2 separate regions of the Homo sapiens genome follow, and region 1 is linked to region 2. A link is an interaction called in ENCODE POLR2A ChIA-PET data of the cell type or tissue named here. Cell type or tissue: PC-9. All regions are shown on one strand. Links, peaks and the distances in the headings refer to the core of each region. The heading gives the core; the rest is flanking DNA.

The links. ChIA-PET counts read pairs that join two places held together with the same protein. Peaks named below come from ENCODE experiments on the same cell type or tissue, not always from the same donor. Only the 100,000 strongest peaks of a DNase experiment are listed, where the experiment ranks them.
Region 1: POLR2A ChIA-PET joins it to region 2 with 5 read pairs; 2 of 35 experiments call an interaction of 5 or more read pairs at or near these places.

What each region holds. Positions count from the first base shown.
Region 1 is chr16:57,622,286-57,624,785 of GRCh38, reverse strand. It overlaps a transcript of ADGRG1 not described here. Among named protein-coding and RNA genes, the nearest start is that of ADGRG1, 5.1 kb to the left of the region's middle. RefSeq lists enhancers at 115-409, 1,663-2,500. In PC-9, for the core only: no CTCF peak of the experiment used is centred there; DNase peaks (open chromatin) are centred at 295, 1,055 and 1,425; H3K4me3 peaks cover 1,476 bases; H3K27ac peaks cover 2,500 bases.
Region 2 is chr16:57,855,841-57,863,798 of GRCh38, reverse strand. It overlaps a transcript of KIFC3 not described here. Among named protein-coding and RNA genes, the nearest start is that of KIFC3, 57 kb to the right of the region's middle. In PC-9, for the core only: CTCF peaks have their summits at 4,049 and 4,251 (motif pointing left); no DNase peak of the experiment used is centred there.

The DNA of each region.
Region 1 (2,500 bases), core at 1-2,500, 240 kb after region 2:
AGGTAGGAGGAGATCTTCAAGAACATGAGAGCCTCAGGACAGGGATAAGGGGTTAGGGCATCCTTATTGTCTGCTGTGACTGAGGCCTGGGGGAGTAGGAAGACATGGTGGGGCTGGGAGGGCTAGGAGGAGGTCTTCAGCCCCTTTTTCTATCTCTAACCCTCTGGCCAGAGCAGCAGCATTTAGTGGGAACCAGCCTAGCAAACAGTGAAGAGCTGTCCCCACCTGTGCAAATGGCCATGAGCAACCACTGCCTGCTCAGAAGTGGGTTTTTTCTTTGTTTTCGAGACAGGGCCTCGCTCTGTTGCCCTTGCTGGAATGTAGTGATGCAATCATAGCTCTCTACAGCCTCAATCTCCTGGGCTCAAACGATCCTCCCACCTCAACTTCTCAAGTAGCTAGGACTATAGGCATGCCCCACCACACCAGGCTAACTTTTGTATTTTTTTGGAGAGACAGGGTCTTGATACGTTGCCCACGCTAGTCTTGAACTCCTGAGCTCAAGCGATCCTCCCACCTTGACCTCCCAAAGCGCTGGGATTACAGGTGTGAGCCACTGCGCCCAGCCTCAGAGGTGGGTATTTTTTAGACAAGAGCAGTTCATATCCAGGCTTCTCCCCTTGCAAGCTGAGTGACCATATAAATCATTGAGCACAATGCAAGGCACACAGTAGGTGCTCAATAAATCTTGGCCAACATCATTATTATTATGATAAAGTCCACATGAATGCCAAAGGCCCAGAACTCCACCATTTGCAGTTTGCAGAACCCTTTCACATCTACTACCTCCTCTACAAAACAGTGATGATTGTTCCCATTTAACAGAGATGAAAACTGAGGCTCAGAGAGAGGAACTTCCCAAAGCTTTGCAGCAAGTTGGCAACAGAGTCAGGACCTGATCTCAGACCATGTGTTTTGCGGCCAATGTTCCCAGCCACCTCCCTGCTATCTCCTGTGGGAAAGCCTCCTGGACACAGGCGTGGGGGTACCCATAGTCCCATGATAACGCCATCTCCCATCACACCCGCCTCAGGGCCCAGGCCCAGCAGGGATTGCGTTGCACATGTGACTCAGCCGCCTTCACAAAGGGAGCTGTGTGTCTGGTTCCCTAGGCCCGCCTCCCCCACCCACTGCCCATCCCCCAGTCAGGGAAAGAGCAGGGAGCCTGGCCTAGCCAAGATGCGGGGGAAGCAAGGTCATCCTCATCGCTAAAACGGGACAAATCTAGTGGTGCTTCAGGACCAGCCTTAGGATGCAAGCCTTGGTGCCAGCTCAGATGATAGAATGAAAGGCCGGGCACACAGGAGGGGCGAGCATGACCAGGTCCAAGACATTTTCTGATACCTTATTTGGAGCTCCAAGGACAGACTCCATCTAACTGGCTCCCTTGGTGAGTGGAGCCTCGGCAGGTGCCCTGCCCATGTTTAACCTGCATCTGGTTTCAAAAGCGCTGGAGCTTGTGGTCAGGGAGGAGGCACTCCCCGGATGCCAGTCGGGCTCCTGCGTCCACACCTGGCTGCAGCACTGGCCTCTATCCACCCCACCCCCGGAAGGTTCTAGACTTGGAGCAGGTGAACCCCTGTTTAGCACTTATCCTGTGCTAGGCAGGTGACTTGCATTTTCCCCCACAACCCTGTCAAGGAGGATTTGCCCCATTTGTGAGAGGAGAAGACTGAGACTCAGAGAGGGAAAGGGACTGACTCAGGTCACACAGGATTAGAGCTGCCTTATTTAAGTCCTGCTTTGCCCCTCCATACCATCTTCTTGGTTCCAATGGCAACTTGACCACATGCCAACAAGAAATGGCCTTGAGCCAGATGCAGACAGACGTTCTCCCTCCCCCAGGGTCACCCTGTCCCTGCCCTGCCGGGAAAGGGCCACTGCAGAATGCAGTTCCTTAGGGTTCAGGCTGGCTGGGCCTCCAAGGTCCACCCCCGCCTGCTGACCTCCCCAGCGGGGAAGGCATGCCTGGGTGCCCCGCTGCCTGAGATAGAAGGTAGACAGTGTGGCCGCCCCGTCTTCCTAAGCATGACGGAATGTCTGACCTTTTGCCTAGCCTCCCAAGAGCACTTGGCAGGAAGGATGGATCCATCCAGAACAGGTCATTCTGGCCATACCCCTGCCCCCAGCCTTCAGAAGCCCCTGAGCCCAGAGCAAGGCTGAGCCACCTCTAATAAGCCCTTCCCTCACCCAATCACATGCCTGCCAGCCTGGGCCCCTCTTGCAGTGTGCACGGCTGGGCGTCCAGAAGTCTGGGTTCTTCGGTGAGACTCTACACATCCCTGCATGTCACGGTGTCCTCTGCACCTCAGGGTATTGGAGCCAGAAGCACAGCCCCTCCTCCGAGTGTGGCTCCTGGGATGATCCCTACCTGGCGCCCAGCTAGAAGCAGCCTTGTCTGGAGGAGCCCCAGCGGTTGGGGGGCTCAAAACTGCCCATCACTCCACCTAGACGCCACCCAGCATCACCCTGAAGCCCTCTGAATAGCCAATCATGAGAT
Region 2 (7,958 bases), core at 3,260-5,759:
CGGCTTTCCCTCCCCGCTGTGTGCCTGTTTATCACTAGATGGTGCTAAGACTTGGGTTATAGCTGCCAGAGACTCTGGGAAAGTTGTTCAGGAGCCAAGCAGGCTGGAATTTGAGAACTGGAAGATGCCTTCAGAGCTCATCCGGACAGCACTTTTGTTTTACAAATGAGGAAACAGAAACTCAGTGAAAATAAGTAATTTGTCAGAGACCCAGAGATCTCTCCCCTCCTTTTTTTTTTCTCTTTCTTATCTGTTAATAGCTTCCAGTGTTACCTCATCACCCAGGAAGGAGCACAGCTCAGAGAGCAACAAGGTCAGAGTTGCTTTGCAGAAAGCACTTTGGCAGCTGCATGGTACCATTCATTGATTCATTTATTCATTCCAAAAGCAGTTATTGGGTACCTACTTTTTGCTTTGCATAGTGCTAGACGTTGGGAATAAAAATCAGATGAGAATTCCTAGGATTCTAGGAATTCACATTCTCTTAGGAAATACAGAAATGCAAAAAAAAAAAAAAAAAAAAAAAAGAAAGAAAGAAAAAGAAAAACAAACAAACAAACAAAAAAAACAAAAATCACCCCCTAAATCAAAGATGCTATAATAGACGTGATTATAGGACACTCTGGTCACTTGGAGGAGTTTGCAGCCAGCTGCATTCATAATTCAAAGGGAAGATTTTGGTGAGCTAACATTGGAGGCTGAAGCGCATATCGGATCTTGTAGGCAGAGGAATGGGAGGGAGGGCAGTCCAGGCAGACAGCATCATGGGTGAAGGCTTGGAGAGCTGGTGAGGCTTGGTGGAGACAGCAGCTGATTGTGGCTGATGACCAAAGGGCAGGGTCAAAGGGGCAGGTGGTAATCTGGGAAGGAGGGGACGGACTTCATCCGAGGTGTCATGTTCAGGAATTTGTACTTTATCCTGAAGGCTACAGGACAACCCAGTAAAACGTATTGCTCGGAAAATGGCACAGATGGAGTTTCTTTTCAGGAAGAACACTCTGACAGCTGCATGGAAGCCCAGACACCAGGAAACCCTCAGATTGGAGGCTGGTGTCCCGGAGCAGTGCAAGGTAAGGGCCTGGCTGGGTTGGGGCAGTGGGAATGGGAGGAGGAGGCCTGTTGGAGAGAAATTTCAGAAGCAGGACTGACAACATCTTTTTGAAAAACAGTGATTGGGATTGTAGCTAATATTCTTAGAAGATGGTTACCACTCTGGTATTTGAATTACTTATAAAACATTGAAGGGATGAAATTTTAATTGAATACACATATTACTTGAATACAATTTTTGAAATTATTTTTAAAATACAACTTAATGGCAGTATAGTAATCCTCCCTTATCCACAGTTTTGCTTTCTGAGGTTTCAGTAACCCTCGGTCAACCAAGGTCCAAAAATATTAAATGGAAAATTCCAGAAATAAACAATTCATGAATTCTAAGTTGCACGATGTTCTAAGTAGCTTGATGAAATCTCAGCCAGGCAAGGTGGCTCACACCTATAATCCCAGCACTTTGAGAGGCTGAGGCGGGAGGATCACTTGAGCTCAAGAGTTTGAGACCAGCCTGGGAAAGACCCTGTCTGTACTAAAAAAAAAAAAAAAAAAGCCAGATGTAGTGGTAAGCACCTGTAGCCCCAGCTACTCAGGACAGAAAATTAAATAATAATAATAATAAGGACGTCAAAAAGCTCCCAGGGAGTAGCAGGTAAGCCCAGCTGCCAGAATTCGCTTCCAGAAGCTCATCCTTGTTCTTTGATGATCTATACATATGACTAGCCAGTACTTCCACTCCTTCAGCTTGAAAATATTTTACCTGTTGGAAAGATTATTATTATTACTATTATTATTTTGAGGCAGAGTTTCACTTTGTTGCCCAGGCTGGAGTGCAGTGGCACAATCTTGGCTCACTGCAAACTCCGCCTCCCAGGTTCAAGTGATTCTCGTGCCACAGCCTCCCAAGTAGCTGGGATTACAGGTGCACACCATCACGCCCGGCTAATTTTTGTATTTTTAGTAGAGACAGGGTTTTGTTAGGCTGGTCTTGAACTCCTGGCCTCAAGTGATCCACCAGCCTTGGCCTCCCAAAATGCTGGGATTACAGGTGTGAGCTACCGCGCCTGGCCTAGGAAAGATTATTTTGATCACATGGCTCCCTTTTGCCCTTCTGGCCCCCAGTACCATGGTGCAAATTGTTTTATGATCGACCCCTGGGAAAGTGGACGCTGGGTCCACGGTCCTTCCTGCCACCTGCAATACATCCTTGGGAACATCCAGACCAGCCATGTGCCCTGATCAGCTTTGTTTCATTTATGAGATTGATAATTAACAAATTAATTATCTAAGGTTGTGCAGTGAGAGAAGGAAAGACATTGAGATAGAAAGTTAATAGTGTCAGAGATGTCCTAACCAGAGTGACTCCATCTTGAATAAAGGCTGGGTAAAGCCAATCCTGCTGGGTAGCATTCCCCATTTCCAGGGGGTTGGTACTGTTGGTCACAAGATATTTATGGCTGAGGGGATGAGTTAATGATGCTAACTTACCAAATAAAGACCCAGAACTTATGGAAACGTCCCAATATTTCAAGAACAAAATGCATTCTTAGTTTAAGAATAGGTTTTGCTTTAAAGATAATAGTACACATATAAATTCTTGTGGAAATCAGTAGTAGCATAGGAAAATAACAATACTAATAGCCCGTCACAAGCTGATCAAAAGTCTTTGTAATGAAGTATGCTATTCTTAACAACCTATATAAGCAAGCACTATGTTTAAGGTGAGGCATTCTTGGCCAGGCATGGTGGCTCATGCCTGTAATCCCAGCACTTTGGGAGGCTGAGATGGATGGATCTCTTCAGCTCAGGAGTTGAAGACCAGCCTGGCCAACATGAAAAAACCCTGTCTTTACAAAAGATATAAAAATTAGCCAGGCGTGGTGGTATGTACCTCTAGCTCAGCTGCTTGGGAGGCTAAAGTGGAAGGATCAATGGAGCCTGGGAGGTTGAGACTATAGTAAGCCATGATAGTGCCACTGTACTCCAGCCTGGGTGACAGAGGGAGATATTGTATCTAAATAAATAAATAAATAAAAAGTTTAAAGTAGGGGCATTCCTCCTCTTGCTTTCTGAGGAAGCCCTACTCCGTAATAGTCTCTAACAAACTATCTTAACTTCGCTATACTCTGCAACTTGCCCTGAATTCTTTCCCAAGAAAGTGAGATCTAAGAGCCCACTCTTGGGGTCTGGGACAAGACCCATTTTCTGGTAACAGCAATGGTAATGAATGAACATATGTAAGTTAATTATCATTTGGATGTCCAGTTTGATTTTCTTATTTTAAATTTTTTTGAGACAGAGTTTCACTCCTGTTGCCCAGGCTGGAGTGCAATGCATGATCTTTGGCTCACTGCAACCTCCTCTTCCCAAGTTCAAGTGATTCTCCTGCCTTAGCCTCCTGAGTAGCTGGGATTACAGGCATGTGCCACCATGCCCAGCTAATTTTGTATTTTTAGTAGAGACGGGGTTTCACCATGTTGGTCAGGCTGGTCTTGAACTCCTGACTTCAGGTTATCCACCTGCTTCGGCCTCCCGAAGTGCTGGGATTACAGGCGTGAGCCAGAGCCCCAGTTTGATTTTCTAAATTGTACTCTGCCTTTATAGAATTTCCTAGGGAGGAATTAAGGGAGCTTCACCTGCCCCACTTGTTTTTATTTTATTTTATTTTATTTTATTTTATTTTATTTTATTTTATTTTATTTTATTTTATTTTATTTTATTTTTGAGACAGAGTCTCACTCTGTTGCCCAGGCTGGAGTGCAGTGGCACGATCTCAACTCTCTGTAACCTCTGCCTCCTGGGTTCAAGCCATCTTTCCTCCTCAGCCTCCTGAATAGCTGGGACTACAGGCATGCGCCACCACACCTGGCTAATTTTTGTATTTTTAGTAGAGACAAGGTTTCACCATGTTGGCCAGGCTGGTCTCAAACTCCTGCCCTCAAGTGGTCTGCCCGCCTCAGCCTCCCGAAGTGCTGGGATTACAAGTGAGTCACTGCACCCTGCCTTGATTTTATTTTAAATGTTTGTGGGGAATGTGGGGATGAAACTAACAGTTCCCTTTGTAGTGACCTACACAGTTGCCCTCCCACTGTAACTGGTGTATGACTTCGGCGGGTGTGGGAGGAGTGTTGCTTGTGGGAAATTTCTAAGGCTGATGTAGACAACATAATCTTAGGGTCTGTAGCAGCTCAGCAGGAATGAATGAGCCCCCTGCTGGAGTTTCTGAGAGCTTCGTGAAAACAGCTATAATTAGTATCTCCTTAGTGAGACTCTTTTGACGCTTTAACTAAAGTCATTCATTCCATTTTAACTGCATGAAGCAAGTGCTGGAGGAAGGAGGGTGAGGAACGTAGCCTTATCTTAAGTCTAGAAGTGGAAGCAGACAAAATACTCAAGCTGAGAATATAGATTAGTAAACTCCTTATTTTTGGTGTGTGTCTTTAGCGTAGACATTTCTGGAAAGGCTTGTGTCTCCTCTTTGTGATCAGGCACAATATTATCTTTGCTGCCCATCACAGTATAAAGTTGTAGAGTAGTAATGGCTTCAAGGAAATCTCTAATCCTCCAGAATAGAAACTGTTCAAATACTTTCTGAAATAAAGAGGTGGATATGGTCCTATGTATTATATTAAGATAAGAACAAGGTAAAGTAAAAGTGTCTGTTTGCCTTTTTTGTTATAAAACCAAAGAATACGTCACAGAATATTTTTCCATGCATTTGTCTGTCTTCATATACATAGCAATTAAATTTGTTTTGTGAATTCAATTATGTATTTTCTTTTCTTTTTTTTATTTTTTGAGACAGTCTTGCTCTGTTGCCCAGGTTGGAAAGCAGTGGTGTGATCTCAGCTCACTGCGGCATTGATTTCCCCAGTTCAAGCTATTCTCGTGCCTCAGCCTCCGGAGTAGCTGAGATTACAGGCACGTGCCACCACGCTCAGCTAATCTTTTTTGTACTTTTAGTAGAAACAGTGTTTTACCGTGTTGGCCAGGCTGGTCTTGACCTCCTGACCTCAAGTGATCCGTCCACCTCAGCCTCCCAAAGTGCTGGGATGACAGGTGTGAGCCACTGCACCCGGCCTCAATTATGTAAATTTAAATTTGTTAAGGGAGGGGATGGTTAAAAAAAAAGCTATGTTTGTGAATTGGTGAGATATAGAAAGTTAATGACATGCAATTATACACCTGGAGCAGAACTCCAGAGAAAGACAATGCTGGCTGTCATGATGTGCACTGACTGTCATGAGGTGCACTTTAATTTTCTATAAATGGTTCACGGACCTTATATTGGATATCTTTCTGCTATTACTGAAATGAGACAGGAAGGAAAAATCAAAACAAAACAAAAAGCAAAAATAAAACAAAAAACTAAAATTGGCTTCAGCTATTTCTGTGTTCCGGGGAAGGGAAGGCTTCTTCTCCTAGGGGCGAAGTGCTCTGCGCCCGGGAAGACATATAATGGACATTTGGATTGCAATGAGGCTCTGAGACTAAAAGAAGCTAAATTTCTTTGCTCATTCAGTATCAGGAAAGCTAAAAAAAGAAAGCTATTGCAGCACTATTCATAGTAGCAAAGACTTGGAAACAACCCAAATGCCCATCAATGATAGACTGGATAAAGAAAATGTGGGGCCAGGCGCGGTGGCTCACGCCTGTAATCCCAGCACTTTTGGAGGCCGAGGCAGGTGGATCACAAGGTCAGGAGATCGAGACCAGCCTGGCCAACGTGGTGAAACTCCATCTCTACTAAAAATACAAAAATTAGTCGGGTGGGGTGGCATGTGCCAGCTACTCGGGAGGCTGAGGCAGGAGAATCACTTGAACCCAGGAGGCGGAAGTTGCAGTGAGCCGAGATCGTGCCACTGCACTCCAGCCTGGGCGACAGAGAGAGACTCTGTCTCAAAAAAAAAAAAAAAAAAAAAAGAAAGAAAGAAAGAAAGAAAAGAAATAAAAAAAAAAAGAAAAAGAAAATGTGGCACATATACACCATGGAATACTATGTAGCCATAAAAAAGGATGAATTCATGTCCTTTGCAGGGACATGGATGAAGCTGGAAACCATCATTCTCAGCAAACTAACACAGGAACAGAAAACCAAACACTGAACATACTCACTCATAAGTGGGAGTTGAACAATGAGAACACATAGACACAGGGAGGGGAACGTCACACACTGGGGCATGTTAGGGGGTGGGAGGCTAGAGGAGGGATAGCATTAGGAGAAATACCTAATGGAGATGACGGGTTGATGGGTACAGCAAACCACCATGACACGTGTATACCTATGTAACAAACCTGCATGTTCTGCACATGTATCCCAGAATTTAAAGTATAATTAAAAAAAAAAAAAGAAAGGTTTTAGGGGGTTCTGGGAGACTTACGAAAGTCAGAAATGGGCTAAGAGTCTCAGGAGGCCAAGCTGAAGTCAGGGGCCCTGGAACAAGATTTGGAAACAGGCTGTGCTAAGGAAGAAGAAGCCAGTATCTAAGGTATGGCGATTCCTGACCTTCACGTTTACTCTTTCCTGAGAATGTTGGCAGAAACCAGAAGAATATATCCTTCTCTGAAGATCCTTGGAAGACACACAGCACACAGGGAGAGTGGGCCTGTGCTGCTCTGCCTTGGAATTAAAGCACTGCTGTATCTTTTGCAGGTGGATTTTGTGGTATGTGGTCAGTTGTAGGCATTACTAATAAATAGCAATCCATCAGATTCATTGGTATCGGGGTAATGCTGGGCTCACACAATTAGTTAGGAAGTGTTCTACTGGTGTTATATCTTCTTGAAATGTTTGGTAGAATTCACCAGTAAAACCATCTGGACCTAAGTTTTCTTTTCTGGAAGGATTTTAGCTATGAATTCAATTTCTTCTAACGGATATAGGACTATTTAGTCTGTCTATTTCTTCTTGGGTGGGTTTGGTAGTTTGTGGCTTTAAGGAATTGGTCCATTTCATCTAAATTGTCAAACTTATGTGCACAGAGTTGTTTGTAATATTTCCTTATTATCCTTTTAACATCTGTGAGGTCTTTATTATATACACACTTTCCTTCTGATATTGATAATTTCTGTCTTCCCTCTTTTTCTTTGTCAGTCTAGCTAGCAGTTTTAATTGATTGTTTCAAAGAACCAGCTTTTGGGTTTATTGGTTTTTCTCTATTCTTTTTACACTTTTCTTTTCTTTCTTTCTTTTTTTCTTTCTTCTTTCTTTTTCTTTCTTTTTTCCCTCCCTTCCTTCCTCCCTCCCTCCCTCCCTCCCTTCTTTCCTTCCTTCCTTCCTTTCTTTTTTTAGACACGGTCTCTGTCACCCAGGCTGGAATGCACTGCAACTTCCACCTCCCAGCTCAAGCGATCATCACACCTCACCCTCCTGAATAGCTGGGACCTCAGGGGTGTGCTGCCATGCCAGCTAATTTTTGTATTTTTTGGTAGAGCCAGGGTTTCACCATATTGCCTAGGGTGGTCTCAAACTCCTGAGCTGAAGCAATTCATCCATTCTGGCTTCCCAAAGTGCTGGGATTACAGGCATGAGCCACTGTGCCCAGCCTTTTTTTTTCTTTTTTTTTAAATTTAAATTTTAGTTATATACAGACAGGGTCTTGCTATGTTGCCCAGGCTGGTCTCAAATGCCTGGGCTCAAGTGATCCTCCCACCTCCACTTCCCAAAGTGCTGGGATTACTGGTGTGAGCCCCCTGCGTCCAGCCTTATTTCCATTACCATTTATTAATTTCTGCTCTTAATGTTTTGTTTTTTGTTGTTATTGTTAGTTTGTTTTTGTTTTTGGTTTTTTTTTTTTTTTGAGATGGAGTCTCACTCTGTCACCCAGGCTGGAGTGCAGTGGCATGATCTTGGCTCACTACAACCTCTGCCTCCCAGGTTCAAGCGATTCTTCTGCCTCAGCCTC